2 separate regions of the Homo sapiens genome follow, and region 1 is linked to region 2. A link is a loop called in an ENCODE intact Hi-C map of the cell type or tissue named here. Cell type or tissue: heart right ventricle. All regions are shown on one strand. Links, peaks and the distances in the headings refer to the core of each region. The heading gives the core; the rest is flanking DNA. Region 1 has its middle 12 kb from the start of TFCP2L1. Region 2 has its middle 190 kb from the start of TFCP2L1.

Region 1 (2,905 bases), core at 207-2,706, 200 kb before region 2:
AACCTCCTATGGGTGCATCTTATTGACGGAAGTTGGGTCACTGCCTGCAAGGGAGGCTGGGAAATGTAGCTTACCAAATTTTGACCTTAAGAAAAAGACAGGATTCACAGTTTTGGGGAGCCAGTGTATTTCACTGATTCTAAAACACACATTTTCCCCACATTTTCATGTCTCTGAAATCAGGATGCTTCTGACAGTTGGTGATGCCTCTGCCATTTGGCAGTTTGGTAATGTGGTTGACATTGCCTGCACACACATGAAATCTCTGCCTAAGACCAAGAGAGCATCTGCATTGAAAGAGTGCAGAGGGGGCATCAGCGGCTTGGAAGGAAATCCTGGGCCAACGGTGAAGCACTCTCTTCAAAAATGCTGCAACGCCAATGCTCATCAGGGCCCAGCGCACCGCCTATGGTGCCAAACCAGCAACACAGGCGATTCTGAGTATAAAAGGGATCCAGAAGACTCTGCAATAAATGTGGGTCCTTTTAAAATATATGCACAAGGGCTGGGCGCGGTGGCTCACGCCTGTAATCCTGGCACTTTGGGAGGCCGAGGCGGGTGGATCACCAGAGGTCAGGAGTTCGAGACTAGCCTGGCCAACATGGTAAAACCCCATCTCTGCTAAAAATACAAAAATTAGCTGAGCGTGGAGGCACATGCCTGTAGTCCCAGCTACTCGGGAGGCTGAGGCAGGAGAATTGCTTGAACCTGAGAGGTGGAGGTTGCAGTGAGCCGAGATCATGCCACTGCACTCCAGCCTGGGCAACAAGAGCGAAACTCCATCTCAAAAAATTAAAATATATGCACAAGAGAGATCTACACTTCACTAAATAGAAATGAGATCTTTCCTTTTTGCGACAGGGTCTCACTCTGTTGCCCAGGCTGGAGTGCAGTGGTACAATCATAGCTCACTGCATCTTCAAACTTCCAGGCTCAAGTTGATGCCTAAGTAGCTGGAGCTCATCCCTCATCCCCCCAAGTAGCTGGGACTACAGGCACGAGCCACCATGTCTGGCGATTGTTTTGTATTTTTGTAGAGACAGAGTCTCCCTATGTTGCCCAGGCTGGTCTCGAACTCCTGGGCTTAAGCAATCTGCCCGCCTTGGCCTCCCAAAGTGTTGGGATTACAAGCATGAGCCACCATGCCTGGCCTTAAATGAGATCTTTCAAGAACAAAATACAAATGCTAAATGATAAGAAAGCATTATGCCTGTGTTTAACTGTCTGCATTTCCTCTTACTGCTCCATAAAATAATGATGCATCTTACAATTGATGGCAGCTTAGATTTAATGAAATATCTGTCAACAAAGCATGGGGAAGAGCACAAAAGATTCTAGGCAACCGTGGCAAGTGCCTGCTGCATTCACAGAAAAGGCAATGAGGAATGGCATCCCTGCCTCTGACCACTGGAGGCAGCACAGTAGGAGCAGTCCAAGGACAGCTGCTGTTCTCTGATCTCAGCGGGGGCATAGACTACGTTTCTCCAATATCAGACCATGCTCGGCAGGCAACAGACACACACACGCCATCCATGCTTTTGGGTAGGACTGAACCCAAGGAAGAGAAGCAAACATTAACTGAGCACCTAGTGCGTATTTGGTGCTGTGCCGGGCACTTCATTCACAATATCTCACGTGAACCTTAAAACTTCCCTGGGAAGTAGTCCCATTTCACATGGAAGAAAGTCAAGATAAATGAGGTTAAGACTCTAATCAAAGGTAGGTGCAGTGGCTCACGCCTCTAATCCCAGCACTTTGGGAGGCCAAGGTGTGTGGATCACTGGAGCCCAGGAGTTTCAGACCAGCCTAGGCAACATAGTGAAACCCCTGTCTCTACAAAAAATATAAAACTTAGCCATGCATAATGGCATGCACCTGTAGTCCCAGCTACTCAGGAGGCTGAGGTAGGAGGATCACCTGAGTCCAGGAGGTTGACGCTGCAGTGAGCCATGACTGTGCCACTGCACTCCTGCCTGCATGACAGAAACCCTCTCTCCAAAAAAACAAAAAACAGAAAAACCCCAAAAAACAAAACAAAAACAACAATAAAAAAACGGACTAAACAAGGTCTCAGAACTAGTAAGTAACAAAGGCAAACTTGAAGCCAGGCTTGTCTTATTCCCAAGCTCAACCTCATTTCTTGGCAAGCTTTGTCCTCTCTTCTCTCTTTGATGGCAGTGGCAGCCCATCTGGAGAAGCCGCTGTGGGGACACCAGCTGCAGCAGGGGTGGTGCAGGTGGGGCTATGCTCTCTCCAGAGCTGGTGGGGCAGGAACAGGTGGGAGGCCTGCCCCCTACTGAGTTGGCAGGGTGGGACCCCTGTACTCCCAGGCATGGATGCAGCCACCCAGCCACAGCTTCAAACCGGGGCATCCCTGTACTCTCAGGGGCCTGAGAATCTCCTGGCCCCCACAGGCTCAGAAGTGCCTGCTCCTGCTCTCAGGCCTCTTCTCACTCCCGGGGCCTGCTGTGATTCTGGAGCAAAGTTGTGGCTGTGCCCAGGTGCTGTTGCAACCCAGCTGGCTGTGCACATGCTTGGCACAGAGCTGACACACCAGCCCCCTCCTCACCTCAGCCCCCTCCAGACCTTGGGCACTGACGAGCATGGGAGGGAGGCCAGGGGCCTGAGGGCAGCTCAGCAAGGGCCTGCAGTTGCCCCTTAGTGTGAACAGCCTGGGCACCGTGGATGACATGTTGATGACAGCAGGAAGCAGACAGGTTCCTAGGTGGGAAGGATGGGTCCTTGGTGAAACTCCACCTACAGGCCAGGGATGGCCTGAAGCCTGGGGGCAAGGCTGCCAGTTCTGGAGGAAGTCCACAGCACAGAGTGAGAACTTCATTGATGACCATTTGGCCAACTGGATGGTGCTTTTTCCAGGCCTGCCCATGGTTGACCATGGACCAAT
Region 2 (2,905 bases), core at 305-2,804:
CCCCTGAGATGCACGGCTGGAGCTGGGGCTTCATGTTCATTGCTCCTGGTGACTGTCCTGCGAGGTAGGTATCATTGCAGCCACCTATGGAGGAGCAAACAGGGGCTCAGGGGACAGCAAGAGCACTTTCCCAAGACTGCACATGTAGCGGGGCCAAGCTGAGAGAGAGTGTGAGGGGGATTTGTATAAATTTAGAGCTAGAAAGTATCTCAGCCATGCCCACCTTTCAAGGAGGCTTTGCTGTGTTTGAATTTGGGGCAGGCGGCTTAAGAGTGAGAGAAAGTGAGATTAGGATTGACAGAGACAGACAACGAGAGAGAAGAGAGAAGAGAAAGAGGGAGAGAGAGAGAAAGGAGAGCCCGGTGTTGTTGGAAAGGGAGGGCAGTGTGGTGTTGAGATAGCAGGATGATGCTGAGAGGGACAGAGGCAGGGTAGGGTGATGGACACGCGTGGGGAGCTGAAGGATGCTAGTCAGAGTCAGATGTCCTACACTTGACCCAGACTGCGGAAACTTGGACCATTAACTTAACCTCCCTGAGCCTCATTTACTCATCGACAAAACAGAGCTATGAATACCTCAGTCACAGGCTGGTCAGCAAGAGTAACTGACATAATACACAGGAAGGTGCTGAGCACACAGCCAGTGCTCCATAAACACTTGCTCCCTTCCGGCTGAGCAGAAGAGGCCTGGCTAGCTTCACTTCTGGTGACAACTAGCAAGTGTTAGGACAGTGCCCCTGCCAAGGGCCCTCAGACCAACCCTCCAGGGCTTTTATGCCTCAGATGGCTCATTTGCATGCCCTGGTTGGAAACTGCTTAGCTGAAGAATGGAATGTTCTGGCCTCACCAATTTGATTTTCAAATCACTTCCCTCTGAGCAATAGCCTCCCCCAAGAGCAGCATCCCAATACTTGGTCACACCCATGGACTCGGCCTAGTGATTTTGGGACAGTGAGATTGGAGGGAGGGAAGGGGCTCACCCCACCCTTTCCACACCCTACTCCCAGTATGCATATTTCTAGAAACCAGGTTAAGAATCTGTAGATTTGGAGAGATGTCAGGGCAGGCTGAATGGGTGGCTGTAGGGAGAGGGCAGGATTCCTGCTTTGGCAGGGAAGGATGTTGTGTGTGCTGTTGGAGTCTCAGTCCCTATTTCTTACCCCAATTGTCTATCGCAGGCTTCTGTCCCAGGGGAAAAGAGCTGGCCATGTCAAGCCTCAGGAACTCTCCTTTGACCCTGAACTGCCAACCTGCCTTCTTCTTTCCTGATGATGCCAGCAGAGGGCACCAGGAGCCAGGGAGGAGCTGCGAGATGTCCTGGCCTCAGTGCTGCAGGGATGCTGCCCCCAGCCAGCCTCACCTGCAGACGGAACAGGGAGCCGCCTGGCTGGAGCCATCCCTCAGAGAGCGGTCCCTGCTACCTTGCACAAACCTCCCTCTGAGATCAGAAGCCCTTTCATGGAGGGCAGGTCTCAATTTCCAGTTCTTTTTGGAACAGGAAACAGAGGGACTTGTGTGTATTTATACAAAATTGCAACTGAGAAAGTGGAGGCTCAGAGAGTTTAAGCCACTCGCCTGACACCATCCAGCTGCTAGGTGACACCAACAGGGTTTGCGCCCTGATCGGCCTGACTTCAGAGGTGCACTACTGTTCTATCCGATTATAAATGGTGTGTCTTAGACGGCAGGCTCCCCAGAGAGGGTAGTAGGCCCTCTGAAAGGATGCAGTGGGGCCTGTCTGCCAGCCTGTCCCCAGCCCCTCTCCCAGCCTCCGCCCATGCCCTCCTCTCCAGAGGCCGTCTTATAACCAAAGGACTGAACCTCCCTGACAATGCCATCCTGCTCCCAGCCCAGAAAGCCTCTGAATAGAGTCACCTTCCTCTCCATTCAGAGGTTTCTTAGCTCTGGAACAAGGAAAAAATGTAAATGATTCCCAGAACATCGTGTGCAATGGAGGCACCGGGTTAATGTTGGAAACCATGGCTCCATGAAACCACGGTTTGATGCTGTGATCCACTGTTCCCCGAGAGCGAACGCTGGACCACCAGGATGTGGGTGGCAGATGTGATGATCCTGCAGATGGGCTGCCACAGTAGGAAATCCAAGGGCAGCTCCATCAACATGCCCCTAGTGCACCCCTGGGCAAGGTTGGGACCGAGGCTGTGTGCTGGGTCTGAGGTCTTAGGAAGCCCTGTCTTCCTTATGTCTCTCTTCAGGGCACTTTGGGTCTCAGGTGGGTGAAAAATGAGTTTCAGGTGAAAGAAGTTCTCTGGGCAAACCACTTAATTCCCAGACACAGGGTGTCATGTGGATGCAGTGACCATCTCCATTTTACAGATGGGGAAATGGAGGTTCAGAGAGGAGAAGGACTTGCTTGAAGTCACACAGGGAGAAGGGTGTGAGCTAGGGGGACCTGTGGCTTCTAAGCGGCTGCTATTGTTGCTGCCTCCCAGTGTTCACATACTCGGCAGGGACGATAACGAGAGCAACTTTTTCCAACCAAGTCACCATATGAGTTTCCGGTTGTTGATTTGACACATCACCACCAACTCACTAGCTTTAAACCACACACATTTATTATCGTACAGTTCTTTGGGTCAGAAGTCTGAATGGGATGAAATCAAGGTGTTACTGGAAAAAGGGGTCTCCATCCAGACCCCAAGAGAGGGTTCCTGGATTTTGTGCAGGAAAGGAATTCAAGGTGAGTGGAAAAGTGCAGGGAAAGAAGCAAGTTTATTAGAAACTGCTCCATTACAAAGTAGAGTGCCCTCAGGAAGCAAGCAGAGGCACGCACCATCTTTGCTTTAAGTTTTTCTTATATAGGGATCTTGTCTCTGTAAAGACTAAACCAAAGCTGTGCCTAACTGCCAGTGGGCTGACAGCATGACGTTTATTACTCTACTGA

The links. Hi-C counts contacts between places; a loop is a spot of excess contacts. Peaks named below come from ENCODE experiments on the same cell type or tissue, not always from the same donor. Only the 100,000 strongest peaks of a DNase experiment are listed, where the experiment ranks them.
Region 1: it touches region 2 in a loop (3-fold over the local background); 11 of 110 quality-filtered maps call a loop at or near these places.

Annotation. Positions count from the first base shown.
Region 1 is chr2:121,296,161-121,299,065 of GRCh38, reverse strand. No RefSeq gene overlaps it. Among named protein-coding and RNA genes, the nearest start is that of TFCP2L1, 12 kb to the right of the region's middle. In heart right ventricle, for the core only: a CTCF peak has its summit at 1,408; no DNase peak of the experiment used is centred there.
Region 2 is chr2:121,097,920-121,100,824 of GRCh38, reverse strand. No RefSeq gene overlaps it. Among named protein-coding and RNA genes, the nearest start is that of TFCP2L1, 190 kb to the left of the region's middle. In heart right ventricle, for the core only: a CTCF peak has its summit at 1,274 (motif pointing right); a DNase peak (open chromatin) is centred at 723; H3K27ac peaks cover 453 bases; H3K27me3 peaks cover 17 bases.